Regions from separate parts of the Mus musculus genome. Here region 1 is linked to region 2. The links are chromatin loops, found by intact Hi-C in ENCODE. Cell type or tissue: heart. All regions are shown on one strand. Links, peaks and the distances in the headings refer to the core of each region. The heading gives the core; the rest is flanking DNA.

The links. A loop is a pair of places that touch in the nucleus more often than their neighbours do. Peaks named below come from ENCODE experiments on the same cell type or tissue, not always from the same donor. Only the 100,000 strongest peaks of a DNase experiment are listed, where the experiment ranks them.
Region 1: it touches region 2 in a loop (2.2-fold over the local background); 3 of 42 quality-filtered maps call a loop at or near these places.

The regions. Positions count from the first base shown.
Region 1 is chr4:32,348,326-32,356,599 of GRCm38, reverse strand. It overlaps a transcript of Bach2 not described here. Among named protein-coding and RNA genes, the nearest start is that of Bach2, 65 kb to the left of the region's middle. In heart, for the core only: no CTCF peak of the experiment used is centred there; DNase peaks (open chromatin) are centred at 3,589, 4,559 and 5,139; H3K4me3 peaks cover 777 bases; H3K27ac peaks cover 2,387 bases.
Region 2 is chr4:32,284,566-32,292,839 of GRCm38, reverse strand. It overlaps a transcript of Bach2 not described here. Among named protein-coding and RNA genes, the nearest start is that of n-TGccc3, 58 kb to the right of the region's middle. In heart, for the core only: no CTCF peak of the experiment used is centred there; a DNase peak (open chromatin) is centred at 4,359; H3K4me3 peaks cover 373 bases; H3K27ac peaks cover 2,002 bases.

The sequences.
Region 1 (8,274 bases), core at 1,482-5,481, 65 kb before region 2:
AAATTGTTAAACGGTAAGAAAAATTTAAATTAAAAGAAGGCCAGGGAAGGCAGACTGGGGACTGAGGACCATCAGTTGTCAATGTGTTGGGGGAGTGGTTAGGACGTCTAGCATCTCACCTCCCCAACACTGCTCAGAACAGACAGCAGGCAGTGGGGCACGGTTCCAAGCACAGGCATGATGCAGCACCCTGGAGACCTATCAAAGTACCACATACTCAGCAAGGAGACCAACCACCCTGGGCTGGCAGTTACAAGTTGGAAAGGATACGTCGGAGTAGTTGGAACACCTGGCCAAAGGCTTGCATTCGATGTGGACTTCCAGGCTAGCAGCCCTCCGATGTCTACTGCCCGTATGAGACCTAGATAGACCCAGCAGCTCTTCAGGAAGTTCTTTTGAACCCCAGGCTGGAGGCTGCTCCCAGGCAACTGCTCACAGTCCACTCGAGCACTTGGCTGATTTTCAGACCTGGGCTTTCTAAAGTTCTTATAGGCAGTGACTACACGTTTCGTTCATCTCTGAAGCCTTGTAAATGTTTATAAGCTGGCAGAGCTCTTTAAACGCTGGGCTGATTGAGTAAGCATTAGCACTGGATTTACTTAAGTTACAGTGTTCTCATAGATCAGATAGTGTGTTAATTGGATGAAGGTCTGAGAATAAAAGTGAAGGTTGAAAGAAATCAAGTTCCTACTTATTCCAAAAAACCAGAGACCAGAACTTGTAGCATTCGAATGGGTTTTATTTCCGAAGGAAGAGAGTCAAGAACCACCATGGTTTTCTGTGCTTAGACACCAGGCAAGGGAACTACCTATTCAAGATGGTCCCCATTCCTGTGCCTTTAGGGAGTCTTGTTCTAACCATGTCACATTAAATTTCTGTAATTGCAGCCAATCACTGGAATACACCTCAGGAATCTAAATACATCCAGTGTTCTGTTAGGAGACCTGGATCTTTAAAAATGACAAAGAAAATGATGATAGTCAACATAACAAAAACTGATGTAACGTTCATATTCTCCTAAGCCCCTGAGAAATTCTGTTGCTTCTCCTGAGTACAAGTCACAAGGCAGGAGACACTCTCCTCTGTCCCTACAGCCACCTAAGACGATGCTGATAAACTCAGACTTTAGCAGGATTCTCCAATGCGGATCCCCAGGGAACCATCTCGAGCAAGAGGGGCACAGGAAGACTTTCTCAGCGCCAAAATTCTCTACACAAAGAGCTGAGGCCTTTTCTGTGGCAGATCGTGGATGGACAGATGGACAGACCACAGCAGCCCTCTGTTTCCCTTCTGAGAAGGGTGGGACCAGTGGGTGGGTCTGCGTAGAGAGAACCAGGTAAGGGTGAGGAAGTGAAGTGTATACCCGAATTCCTGTAGTCAGCCTGCTTTGAAGCCTATCCACTAGCTTTAATTTCAATTTAGAGTCAACTGGGCCTCTGAAGGAGTCCACTCATCTTTTCATGATCAACTGGGTGGGCATTTGGTTTTAGAGATTTTGGAGCACAATTTTAAAAGGAAAACTTATAAAATGTTAAATGTCTTTTTGTTGTCCGTGTGTGCACATTTGCATGCATGGGTGCATGTGCAGGCGAGCTTGGATGCATGCAAGCACACACATGCTGAATCCAGAAGCTGATATTAACTGTCCTGTCTATTAATCTGCATCCCTAATAATGAAGCAGGGCCTCTCACTTGAACTTGGAGCTTGAGGACTGGGCTACCCAAGCAAGCCTGGTCACTCCAGGGATCCCTGTCTCTAGGATTAGAGCTGAGTTGCCATGACTGTTGGGTCTGCATGCAGCTGGGGCGCCGCATCCAGCTTTACACCCTCCCGCCAAGTGCCTTGCCCACTGAGACATCTTGTCAGCTCTGTGCATAAACTGAGAAAAGGTGGATATTCATCTTCTTAAAAAAAGGGGGGGGGCAGTGCATATAGCATCCTGTGAAATGCCCACGCCCACAAACGCTTATGTGCTCAGGACGTTCCAGAGATGAAGCTGTACAAGGCTGTACAAGATGGCTCATCTCCTAAAGGGCTGAAAAGAGATGAAGCTGTACAAGATGGCTCATCTCCTAAAGGGCTGAAAAGGGGCTTCAGAGCTTTCTTAAAACGGAAACATTTCCAAGATATACACATAGCTTCCATGTTCTAAGCCTAAAACACATAACACATTTCCTTCTTGAGACAGAACTGAAAATATCAGCTTAGGAGTCAATTAAATATTTAAAGAGATGCATATTTGGTCAGAGATGGAAACACAGATGCTGGGGACTGCAGAGGAAAAGATCTTGCTTGATCTTTATCCTGAAGTTTGTCCTTCCAAAAGCATCCCCAACGTCAACTCCTGTCTTGGGTCATTTGTCTCATCTTACGGAGGTAGAATGGAATTGCAGTACAGGGTGAAGTGTGTGTGTGTGTGTGTGTGTGTGTGTGTGTGTGTGTGTGATGGGGCAGGGTCTCAGGTAGCCGAGGTTGGCCTTGAAAATGACCATTGATAACTCTGTCTTTGTGTGTATCTGTCTGTTTCTTTCTGTACGTGTGTGTGTCTATATCTCTGTATGTATGTCTCCATGTGCATTCATGTGGTGCATAGGTGTGTGTGTGTGGTGAGGTAAGGTGTCAGGAAGTCAAGGTTGGCCATAAAAATGACCTTGGATAAGCCCCTTTCTGTCTTTGTGTGTGTCTGTCTCTCTGTACTTATGTGTGTGTCTGTGTTTGTCTATCTGTATGTATATGTCTGTCTGTGTCTCAGTGTGTGCTCTCTCTGTGTGCATGCACATGAGGTGCATCTGTGTGTGTGTTTGTGTGTGTCTCTCTGTACATATGTGTGTGTGTCTGTGTTTGTCTATCTGTATGTATATGTTTGTCTGTGTCTCAGTGTGTGCTCTCTCTGTGTGCATGCACATGAGGTGCATCTGTGTGTATGTGTGTGTCTCTCTGTGCATATGTGTGTGTATGTATGTGTCTGTGTTTGTCTAATCTCTCTGTTTGTATATGTCTCTGTGTGTATCAGTGTGTGCTCTCTCTGTGTTCATGCACATGAGGTGCATCTCTCTGTGTGTGTGCGTGTGTGTGTGTGTGCGTGTGTGATGGCCAGAGTTTAACAGTGTCATGTGCTGTCTTCACTGCTTGCCCTCTTTAATTTTCTTTTTAGAGACAGGGTTGCTCACTGAGTTAGCCAGACTGACTGGGCAGCAGGCCCCAGGGATCTCTCCCTTTCTCTGACCCTGACACAGGGCTTATAGGCTCATGTTACCATGCTTAGCTTTTAAGGATCTTGGAGACTTGAACTCAGCTCTTAGGCTTACATGGACAGCTAGCAACATGTAATTAAGCTACCTCCCTGGACCCAGACCTTGGCTCTCTGCCTCTCATTACAGGCATGTTCCACTCACACTGAGTTTGTTTGGTAATGGGATCAAATGATGAGCTTTGTCATGCTCAGACAGCACTGTACCACTGAGCTACATCCTTGTTCTCCAGTGCAACCTGTGGAGGAGGGTCCTGTTTAGATAAGCCTGGAATGAGCCAAAAGGAGAAGTTTCCTAGCAACGGCTTTCCTCTTTCCTGTGTGGCCACTCTCAAATGCTGCTCTGAGCAACCGCTAGCTCCTGCTGCAGTTCCTGAACTGGAGGCTCTGCGCACTTCTGGCCAGCACAGACTCAGCCAGCTTTCTCACTGGCCTTGCACTTACTCCGTGGTTGGGAAGGAGGGACATCTTTGGCTGGTTCACAACCCTGAGCACCAATGACTGAATTCCCCAATGCAGTCCTTGGTTTGGCTGAGGTAATCTCAAACACTCTCAAGGGAAAGGAATCAATATAATGTCTTGTAAGGGGCAGCTTGGCATGCACACCCTCCATCTGGATAATACAGGCATTAGAAAGTCCCTGTTCTTTGATCCTGGGAATCGTTTTCCAGGGGTGTAGCCCATGGAACTGCCGGATACTGGCTATCTAAACAAGCAGGCTGTGCGAGGAGTCTGACCAGACCTCCGACGAAAGGGGAAGAGCGGCAAGTCCTTAGAGGGCTGGCTTAAAAATATGGAAGGTCAAGTAAAAGCAAATTGTTTATTACAAAATTTAAATAATATTCTATACGACTTCCATAATATGTGAAGCAAACGGCAAATAATAAATTCAAAACTGTGTGTGGGTGTCCATGGGATGGAACACACATTACAGGTTCCCAAATAACGTGTAAATCTCTTAGAGTACCAGTAAGTACTTAACAGTGCCTGTGTTATAATACAAGTGCTCAATGGTGCTATTTGTTTGTTAGGTCATTTGACCCCAGACAATATAACTATTTATGGACTAATGACTTAGTCACTGTTGGACAAACACTTATACAGTAAAAAGCACTACTTTTATTTCCTTCTTAAATAACCTTGTAAAAACGTATTACGAGATCATCTCTGTATCTCTTAGTATTGCAGAACATCAGGCTGTGGCGTCAGCATAGACCCCACCACCCTCCCTTCCTGTTCTCACTTTAGCATTGAGATGAGGTCATCAAGAGAACGTGGTGCAGTTGAATGCTGATGTAGTAGGACCTGCTTCCGGCTAATACTGGCACAGGGCTCTACAGGCGTGTCCCCCACGATGGACAATGTATGCCGCCAACTCTGGAGCTGCCCTCGGACTTAACACGCTGTCCCAGAGCCCCTCGGCACACGGGTTGGGAAACACAGATAAATAACAAAACGAGTTAACAGTTGCTTTCTCGCAGACTATTGGTTAACTTAAAAAACAACAACAGAAAAGGTTTACAGAATCCTTTCCGAAGAAGCGTCTGTTGGTTTTTACAATTCAAACCCGAGACAGTGACTGGCAGCTTCCCAGAAACCCTTTGTCCTTACAGGAAGGTGGATATTTTGTTCCCCATCAAGTTCGCTCCCTGAAACAAAAATCTCAGGATAGACAGTAAGCAAGGAAACATCTTGGGTAATGCTTTCACTACTAAAAAAGCAAAACCCATAAAAAGCACAGTTCTCATGAATAAACCACCCACAACTCTTCCTGTTCAGAGTCCTGTCTGATCCTTACCCAGGTCAGATCAATGAAGTCACCAGTGCCGCTAACCCAGACATTCACCCTACTTCCTGCGGGGAGCCACTACCATTGTTCAACAATAAACTCTCTGTCCCCCTCCGACGTGCTGTACAGAGCACAGTTGTGCCCTCGTGGGAACTGAGCTATAAATGGCCCTTCGCTATTGGTCTGCAGAGCTGTGGTCGCCAGGTTAACGGTGGTCCTTTAGAAACGGTGCCTGCTGCTTGTCACCCCAGGACTCGCTGCTCCCTTTGTTCTCTGCTGCTTCCTTCTGACCTGTTTGTCAGTTTTTGTACTAAAGGAATGAATAGCCTATTATATCTTCACCAGTTGGGACTTTCAGAACCAATACAGTGAGTTGAGTATAACAGACAATTAGGCCCTTAGGGTATTTAGTGGTTGGTGAATATTTTGTTTGTCTCTGGGTTTGTGGAGGTTGAGGGGTAGAAATGAGTATTTTCCTATTTAATGCTAGCTTTTTAAACTCAAGGAATCTTTAATTTTGTTACCATAAAGTTGGTGTTTTACTGAAATTGATACTTTATTTAATTGGTGTGTGTGTGTGTGTGTGTGTGTGTGTGTGTGTGTGTGTGTTTGTGGGGTGTGGGGGGTGTAGTGTATGTACCTAAAGTCAATATCGGGTATCTTTTCTCAATCTCTTTACACCTTATTTCTGAGACAGGGTCTCTCACTGAACCTGAAGCGTTATCAATTTGGGTAGAGTGGCCTGTGAATGAACTTCAAGGACCTGCCTGTGTCTGCACCCTCGGGGGTAGATTAGACACATACCCACCACTTTTCCATGAGTTCTAGGTCTTCATGCTTGTGTGGCAAACATTTTACCCTCTGAGCCATCTTCTCAGTGTCTTATTGTGTTTTCAGTAGAGATGCCCAGAGATCTATAAAAACACTCACTGTTTCAATCTATTAACTTCTACAAATGGACATATTAATCTCTACTTTAAGTTAGAATTAATTACGGTGTAGTGATACAATGTTTACTTAACAGTTTGGATGCATCTTAATATAAGCAGAGCTCCAATCAGTCTTAGAGCTGTTCTTTAAAATATGAAAAAAATAACTCCCATCTTCCTGTGAGTGTTCGACTGCTCCCAGTTACATTCATCACACTTGCCAGAATTTTTATCTTGTTATCTGTCTATCTCCTTAACTAGGATTAAGCTCAACAAGGGTAGGCATCTGTAATTCATGATTTATCTGTTCCCCAAAACCTAAAGATAAAGAACTCCATCAGCATTTCTTGAAAAGCAAGTGAATGGGTGGGAGCTTTATTCTTAACGATTTTAGTTATATGCTACTTTTCTTTTAACTTTTGTATTTGGGTGTTTTGCCTGGATGTACGTCTGTATGACTGGCGGTCGGAAGAAGGCATTGGATCCCCCTGGGGTTAGAGTTATAAATACTTGTGAGTTGCCATGCAGGTGCTGGGAATCAGGTTCTGGTCCTCTGCAAGGACAAGTGTTCCTAACTCCTGGGCCAGCTCTCCAGCCCTTATAGATTTTTTTATAACACTGCTTCAGTGGATCAAAAACGAACACAAAGTCCTCTAAAAGTAAATATTAATAGTTATGAAAACCACTTTAAATGCCAGAAACCAATACTGTATCATATTTTAGAACTTTTCAGACTTGGGGACATCTGTGTGATCTTGGACATTTAACCATCCCTAATTGTAGAAATCCCAGACCCAAAATTCTCTAAAACTCGAAAATTTCTTAGTGGCCATACTGAAGCATCTCAGAGTTTTGATTTCTAGTCAAGGATGTGCTAGCTGTCCTTAAGTGAGAATCAGTCTCCTGTGCCATTAAGGCAATGTCACGGAACTAAAAAATAACCATGAAAAAGATCTAAGTCAGCCATTATCATTTCCCATTTGGATAGTTCAGCTCTGAAATCAGGAGGACTTCTACTGTCAGGATGTGGTATACGCACAAAGGGCCCTGAAAGACACCAGCGTGAGCTGGAGGCAAGGGATGGTTCAACTCTAAGATAATAACAACTGTCAGAAGGGACAAGAAAGCTAGAACACAGGGTTCAGTTAACCCTGAAGCAGGAGGCAGGAGCTAATGGCTATTGGGGGTGTGTTAGATAATCAACAAGGAGGTTGTGCTTTCAAAGAATGCTTAATGTCTACACGCAGGATACAAGCGCCAAAGCCAATAACTCTGAAGAGGAATCTACAGTGGGTAAGAAAAAATTTCCCCTGGACCATAAGCAAAGGCAAGCAATGGAAGGGGGAGGGGAGGGGGAAATTACCCTTAGAAAATTCCAGCTCATACTCACTCTACTTGAAATAAAAAATTATATATATAACTATGTATAAATATATATATATAACTATATGTATGTATATATAACTATATGTATCTATATCTATATCTATCTATCTATCTATCTATCTATCTATCTATCTATCTATCTATCTATATGTATATAACAATAGGAAGCTGAGGAGCATCTGGAAGAAGCAAATGGAATACATCTTCAGAATAATGAATTTTATCCAAGTTTCAAAGTGTTTTCATTCACAGAGATCCCAGAAATTCAGTTCACAATTAAAAAAAAAAACAACAAAACAAAGCAAAGCAGAATTCACACACCATACAAGAATCTAGGCCTACCCTGAATTAGAATGAGGCAGAGCAAACTGTAGACTCGGCTTCTCAGAGGCTGCAGGCATCAGACAGACTCAGTGCAGAGTGAAAAACACACAGGTTCAGAGAAAGAAAAGACTTCAAAAAAATTTTTTTAAAAACCACCAAATTATGATTAGTCATATTTTTAAAAAGCAAAATAAATCAAGGAAAAAATAGCAATTAATAAGAGGCTCAATGAGTGAGTTTGATACCAAATCAGATGCAGTTGAAGTAGAGCTGGTGGTATAGAAAGTATACACAAACCTGCAAGCAAACAGAGAAGAGACACACCATGAGAGAGAGAGAGGGAGGCTGGAGACAGAGAGCCAGCATGAGAGGTGATCTCTCCTCTAAGTTTCCAGACTCTCTAAATCTGGGAAGCCAAGTGGATACTAAATAAAAGAGGTCCTCACCAGACTACATAGCTGACTACTACTTAAGATGTCACTAGCCAGGGAAAAAGGCAGAGTAGCTAGCTACCAGTGATGGATGATGGGCTAATGGCTGATTTCCTGGAAGATGAGAAATCCTGGGGAAATGTCTTTTAAAAACTGGGAGCAAA
Region 2 (8,274 bases), core at 2,626-6,625:
TGAGCCTGAGACAGCAATGGGCCTCTAGCAGGCTGGAGGTCAGCCTAGGCTGTATAGGAAGACCCTGTCTCTAAAACAAAAGGAAATAAAGACCAGTTTCCCTTTCTTCCTATCCTCAGAAAAGCTGCCAGAAAGTTCAGATCTAGTTTCTACCAAGTCCTTAAATGTCCTTTTGTTGTGTCTAATTCTTAGACACTTTTCTTCCTTTCTGCTGTCTGTTTAACAGGCAGCATCTCTGGACCCAAATGAAATCATTTTGCAGTGACTCATTCAGGCTACTATTCAGCTAAGCCTCAACTGCTTTTGCTGACTGCTGATCCAGTCTGTCTCACGTTGGTCCGAAGGATGGGAAACTATATGCTCATGAAGAACATTCGATTCAATTCACATAGCAATGTGAAAGTCTCATGTTCGTTCTGATCACCTGTTGAATTTATGAGGTGAGACCCGCACCAGAGTCCTTTCTGTGTCTCCCCAGCCTGTCCCAGAGAGCGCTGGTGGGTTTCCATCTGCATGTACTTACAGACACCACCTCTAGTAAAAATCCCCTAGGTCGACTGGCCTGAAAATATATATAGTTAGGTTTAAATTTGCGTATCTCAATGCCTATGTGACCATGGGCCAGTTTCAAGTATTAAATCTGAAATTTGGAATGACAAAGAGAACGCTTTGGAAGAGTTTGTGTGATTAATTAACGCTTGTACAGTCCTTACCAAATACCTGGTATTCCACAGGCAACACTCACTACACCAGCAGTTGTTGTAACCACTGTCAGCATAAACATAGTGGTTTAAAAACTATTTAAAAACAGTGGTGGTCAGTGTAGCTTATTGTCTTTAGAGTCCCCACTCCGTCCACAGGCTCACATGATGTCCCTTCAGTCCCTGGTGATGAGACAGTAGTACTGTAACGGCGTGTGCCAGGCACAGGACACAGCTCGCTTCACCCAGTATTCATGCTCTCAGAAACTGAGGGTTGAAGTTGTTTTTTTTTTAATTTTCCTTAAGCCCAGACATGCATTCTACGTGCGTTCCCTGGGCCTACAGTGAGAAGCGACAGGATGAGGAGAGTCCCACTCCTCGTCTCCTTATCTCCACCTTCATCAGCCACAGATGCCTGCACCAGGGTACTCTGGGCTGTGCAGATTGGGCAGCTGGTGATGTAGTTCAGTTTCCTGGAAATACAGGCAGCAATTTCCTGTGGCTTCCTCTGTTTTTGATGTAGAGATGAACACATGTAAAGACTAAACACATCAAGGGTCAGAGCTTCAGTCACTGATTCCAGGAATGCTGAAAAAACACTGTAATGTCTTCATAAACAGATCAAGAGCAAAGTCTAGGCTGTCTTCCATGCAGCACGCCCCCTGAGAGTCCATACAGTAAGACTGAGAGGTGACAGTGAGCACGAAGACATGCCATGTCTAGAGTCTGCTGCCTCAACTGATGAACACTGATGAAGAGACACTTCCTGGAAGGGCAGAGCTCTGCACGAAAACAGCTTGGAAAAGCTCTTGTCTGTTCACAGGACCTCAGTCAAGATTTCTCCAGAATCAGAGGCCAAGTCAAGAAAAAGGTTGCTTTTTGAAGTGGAAAGCAATAAAAATGTCAAATGAATGAAGCTGGCCATACAATAGTCTAACAGTTTTGGAAGAAAGATAGCAAGGTACAGTTGATCGCTCACTGAAGGTGTCACTGTAGGTGTTGAGGACAAGCAGCAATGAGGGAAGCCATCTTGGCCAACAGTCCCATATCCTAATGCTAATGAGGTGGCCGAAGTACCATGCACGCTTGCATAAAGCTCATGTCTTTCATGGTAGACTCCGAATGGCTTTGGAAGCCAGTCTGACTTTTACCACTTACCAGCTAAGCCACCCTGGGCCAATGATCTCACCTTTTCTAAACCTCCACTGCCTGCTGTGATCTCTGTTTGCTCATCTCTGCCTTGCTTCCTTTGTGAAATGCTGCTCCTGTCCATCAAAGGGGACAACCATGGCTATAGCCAGCTGCCTGGCCCAATATCAAATATAACAAAGCACTAAGTGGTCTGCACTTTTCAATAGAAAAAGTCTTGGTTAGTACAGCTGCTGATTTATAGAAGTTGCTGTGATTAAACAAGTCACACCAAGACGATGCATGAGGCTGTGGGGAAGGCTCAGTGGATGAAGTTTATCCCAGGGCTTGCACACACTAAAGGCAGAGCGACAGTGAACTGCTGCAATCCCAGTCCTGGTAGCACGGACATAGAGGGCCTATTCCTGGCCAGCTAGGCTAAGCAAATCACCAAGTTCTGATCGCTGAGTGGAAAAGGCTGTCTGTGTCTTGAAGGGACTGGGGCTAAATGTTAAAGCTGGAGACTATGTGGCCAGGAGCCTAGGCAAAGCTATTCTCCCTTACCCAGGAACATCAGGGAGAGTGTTTTTAAGGCCTGGGAGGAGTTTAAAGTACAAAAAAGTGTTTCAAAGTTAAATATTCATTTCCTACTACATGCTGCTAGGACCAAATGTATCTAACAGGCTCAGAGACATCCTGGTTCTCTGACTTCTCTGTAAGCCACACAAAATTCCCCAGCTGTTGGGCCCAGGATAGTTTATTTCCTTAGACTCCCTCTATTTCCTGCCACTTTAGATACCTCACAGAATGGTTCCTTCTGGTTTTAACCAGATAAGTGCTGAGAGCTCGCTGTGACACCACTACTCTCGGTGAGCATGTTTTGTATTGCAAGAGCATCTAGCCATATCTATTGGGCTTGTAGCATGACAGAGCTTGAGAGAACAGAAATGTCTCCCAGAACAACCCCTCCAAACCACCGAATTACACCACAGTCCCTTCTTGCCAACTTTTCTGAATGAACCTGTTAGGAAATATCAAGATCTACCGTGTGTTCTGGCCACAAACCCTCTGACAAGGAAGAAGGCTATAGAGAAGGTTAAGTCCAGAGCAGAGCGCCATTGAGACAGAGACTGAAGGCTCTGAAAAAGGTGTGTGTTAGGGGCGTGGGGGTGTGGGGGTGTGTGGAATGATCACAGAATAAAGTGGAACACCCAACAAGGTCTTGCAGGGACAGCCAATGAGTCTGAATTTAAAAAGCAATTGGTCATGCATTAATACTTAATGGGCCTCATTACTGTTTAGACTAAATCAAAGCAATAGATATCTTCCTTAGTCAAATTTATTTATGCTAAGCACAAAATAATATTCCTTATAAATCTATGGAATTTTCATAAGTCTTAAATTCTTCCCAGGGAAATGTAGCTCCCTCTGTCAATTATCCATCTATCCACCCATCACAGGAACAAAAATTCAAGGAACTCCTTAAAGCATGCAAAGAAAAATTATGAAAAGACACACACCAGCCAGATACATTTCAGGAGTGGTTGCCATAGAAACTCGTCAGTAGGTTTCATTTTTAGAGTTGTGCCTTTTGATAAAATAGTAAGTTTCTTGGAGTATTACACACACACACACACACACACAAATAGCACAACTGCTGATGCCCAACTAAAATGCTTTACAACTACTTATTTAAACGAGTTCTCCTTTTAGGATGCCAATTATCTGTAAAGAAAACAATCCACCCTAATGAGCTGGCTGCCAAGGCTCACTCTTCCTCACTCCTAGGTATTTCATATTGAGTAGAAGCTGAAGTGCGGCTGGTGTAGGCATGAAGAGGTCAGGTACTTGTCAGGAACCTAAGAAAATAAGACCTGGTGTCGAGAGGCTCCTGACAGCTTTCAGCCACTGGTGCTAACATCTTCCAGGCTATCTGGACAACTGCTTGCTTGTTCAAAGGCTTTATTAGTTAGGTCTCCCTTTTCTATGACAAGGTGGCTCTCCATCACCTGTGAGAAATGATACTATGTTTCATCTTGGGGGAAGATACTGTAACACTGCCACTGTACAGAGCTCAGCCACTATCTCCTTTTCATTTGTATTAAACAACTGCTTGCTGTGGGTCTGAGTTCAGAAAGCACATACTGCACTTCCCGTTCTGAAAATTAAGGAAATTACACATTCTAACATAGAATCAGAACAGTAGTCACTAATTCAGACACTACTTTTCAAGTACAGGCAGCAGGTTAGTTATCACAATGCATTTTTTTTTCCTGATCAAAAGGCATCTGTGTTTGTAGATGAGGGCCAAAATAATCTTTGGATTACAATCAATAGACAATCATCGCATCTGACGTGTGCCAGGAGGGGCCTAACAATTGCTTAACCTGGCCTGTAAAGTATCTTTGAGTCATAAGCCTGGCAATCTCTGAAATGGGGGCTGCTGGGTTCCGTTTTCTATCAGCTGGGAACACCCTGGCTTCAGACCAAGAAGCCAGTCCTCTCTAAACAATAAAATCAGCAACCATCCTGACTTCCTAGACACACGAAGTAAATCACATTAGCAGCTGAGGAGAGGCGATGAACTTTCTGTTTGAAGGGCAACTAGCCAAGAAAACAAGGAAGGATCAACTGAAAATGTCACGGCAGAGCCTGAGCCAGGTGCTGGCTCTAGAATGACTGACAGGTCCCTGTGAAGAATCCAGGGAGCAGAGCTACCACTCTGAAGCAATACCGAGCTCCCTTTTCCCCTTAAAATGATACAAGTTTGTGTACACATATTTTAACAATTTCTGGCAAAGTGCACGTGTGTATCTATGGTTAGATATGACTAAGAAATTTTATCTGTATGACTAAGAGATGATGGTTATCTCTGGAAGGATCAAAGGTCGTGTTTGTTTTGATATTTTCCCTAGGCTCAGCACTGGCATTCATGATCTCTTACAGAAAGGAAGATAAGCGCACACACACACACACACACACACACACAGAGTTTTTTTTTTTTTTAAAAGGTCAACTATGGGATAAGAATTAGTCAAACAGTGGCACTAGGAAAACAATCAAAGCAGTCCCTGAGTGTCTGTGGGGACTCGTGAATGTCCAGTTCCAAGAAGGCTCAAACGCCTTATATAAAATGGCCCGACATCTGCATGTAACCCACAAATCCACCTGTGAACTTTAAATGCGCTGCAGAGTCCTCACAAGGCTAACATAATGTAAAAGCCACGTAAACAGCCATGCCATCCTGCCTAGGGAATGACAAGGAAAGCAGGGTCTGTGTATGCTCAGCACAGATCAGTTTTTCCCAAACATCTTCAAGTTCATTGTCTATATCAGGGGATGTGCAGCCCATCAGATACAAGCGGATGTGGCAGATCAAACCTCTATTTCATTCCTGGTGGGCAAAACAGTGACACAAACAGTACAGAAAAGGGAAAAAAAGAAAAAGAAACAGAGGAAGTATTTCCAAAATGCAACAGGAAATCTGAAAATAAGTATGAATGAATATTTTATACTGAGTTAAATATTTTTAAATTAATCTTATAGGTCACAAGTGTACATTAATTTTAAAAGTTCCTTATGTACTAATTATGGCTTAGGTCCAAATATAGTTTAATATAAGATATGTTGAAGTCAATCAAAGGATATTGTTTGGAGAATTCATTTCGCCTCACAAAAGAACCTGCAGTGGGTTGTAAAGCAATTCTACCCACAATGCCCTATGTTCCTCGTCTTAAAGAGGTAAACAAGTTGCACGAAGTTTTTTGAATTTTTAATTTTTAATTAACTTTATTACAAAAACTTGCAAATAAATATCACAGACCAAAAGGGACCAGAGCCAAGCTCTTTACATTCCCATGAACTTGGATACACTTAGGAAAGCATTCCGAAGCGGGAGAGCTTCGCGTTACATTTTACACTTTCACTAGGGACTAATTTCAATGCGAATTTTTAAAATATTTATGTGATAATTAACTTTTCAAGTGTTAAGAATACTTTGGTTGGCTTAGGACTAAATCCATACTGAATTAATATTTCTCTAACTACCTTGATATTTGATTGATTATATTAAGAAGAGAACACACAGACATTTGTTCCTTCTTTAGCCTCTCTATAATGTAGGAGATGCTTACAAGGCTCTTAAGCTAAAGAAGAGAAACCATAACTTCAAATATCCCAAAGTTTCATTACAGAGTGAGCAAGCACTGACTCCCGAAGACATGGTCTACGTTAGCCCCTCAGCAGGCAGACGCCCTCTTTGAGAAGTAGTCGGAATGATCGATCATCCACCACACTAGCTTTGCCTTGCAAGGTCTGTGCCCTTCTCTCCTGAATCACAGATATCTGCAGCCTAAAAGATGGAAGCCAAATGTCAGGACTGCCTTCTGCCAAACATACTTGAGAAGCCAGATGGCTAACCACTAAAATAATATACTATTTCCAAAGCCAAGAGTGTAATACATTTGAATCTTATCACTTCTCCATATAGAACTCCGTTTGGAACATTGAGACTTAACTAGATGAGCACACACTTCCCATATAATGTATATACGATAGGATAGTGTGTATACGATAACAATGAGATTACAACAGTGTATCATTTCAGCTACTGTTCTGTTGGGTTGGTGGCATTTAACACAGAAAAAAATGACCCAATCACTTCAGTAGCAACTTCTCCAAATAGCTGCATTTCCAATCGCCTCACTCAGGCAGGTGGGGGCAGTTTGGGAAAGGCAACCACAAACATTTATGCTAGCTTTGCTGTTAACAAGCAGGCTGGAGCCAGACTGTACCATAGCAATCTCCTCCTTCCCAAAGGATTTCATTTCCTCTCTATCAAAGAGAACCTCAAGATACATGAGATACAAGATACACAAAAAAATAAAATACTTAGCAAAGTGGCTACTAGTCCCAATGCCTGCTAGTGAAAGCAAATTAGGGTCTAGGCCTGGAGGTCAAGAGTGTGTGGTAGAGGTGGGATATGGCCAGGGAGAAGGGAGCCTACCAGGCATGTAGCAAGCAGTTCTAACTCACCACTCAAAATGTCTACCACAGGGAATTGCTAAACCTGGTGTTTGTTATTAGCTAATGATGAAATAAAATGTAGGTCAGGCAGAAAAATGTTAAACCGGAAACAAACATTCAGATGTTGCATGATGGAAGCTACCTTGGGTTTTTACTTTTTGGGGGGATGCTTTTTTATTATATATATATATATATATATATATATATATATATATATATATATATATATATATATATATATCACACATAAAATCTTACTTCTGTTTACTTTTAGTTTTTTTTTCCCCAAGTAGTTAGCCTTAATGTAAGTCTAGTTTTAGGCTTATATAAAAAAAATTGTTGGAAAGTTCCCTGTCTTCTGGCTCTCACATTTAAATAACACCTTGTGTGAGTATGATATATTTGTTATCATTAATGAGCTAGCATGCTCTTATTAACTATATTCTACAGGTAACATTGGGGTCTGTTTGCTGTGTTACATAGGTCTATATATTGCAAAGCTACAACGTGTGATTATATCACTACAGTATCATACTGAATTGCTTCATGGCCCTAGCCCTGTAGTCTACCCATGCTGAACTGGGTAAGAAGTGCTCAAACTGTCTTCCATACGGTCTGTGCCAACGACTTCTTCTTTTTAGTCCTTAATAATTCACAGAGGGACTGGGATGTAGCTCAGGACTGGCCTGTTTGCCTATTATGTGCCAAGCCCTTGGTGATTTCAAAGTACCATGAGCACCGCACAGTAAAAATGTATCAATTGGATCTAAACAAATAACCAGGAAACAGTTCCAGTAGGTTATCTGTGATCTGACTTTCAAAGTCTGAGTAGACATGTAATCTGCCTGAAACATTTAAGAGTCTTATGATCTTGTTGAACTGGGCATGAGGATTATCTATAAAATTCCCGAAAGTTCGGGCTGGAGAGGCAGGTCAGCAGCTAAGCGTGCTCACTGTTCTTGCAGTGTAGGGCCAGGGAGCCATGCGGGTGGGGGAGCAGGCCTGGAGCAAAAGTGGGATCCCAGAAACCTCATGCTGGTATGAGCAGGAATAGGATTGCTCCCTTGCTTCCCCTGCGCACTCGAGTAGCCCTGTGCCCTACCTTTGCCCCACCAGAGGAGATCTCTTAGCTGGTAGGTAACCAGGTTGAACCTCCTTTCCCCTTAATAAGGTTGTGTCCAACAGCAGGAATTCCTCTTCATGCAAATGAGGCATCCCCAGCACTCAGGCCTGAACCAATGATGTACACTCACCCCATATTCCCTACTCACCCCCCAAAGGTTTAAGTAGCTTTTGTTCCTCCCCGCTCCCCAGTAAAATGAGCTGTCTCACTGAAGATGTCTCCTGAGAATCTGTTCTCACTGCAGCCAGTGGTCTCTTAGTTCCCAGCCTGGCCACCTTGAACCCACAGGTTGTGAAC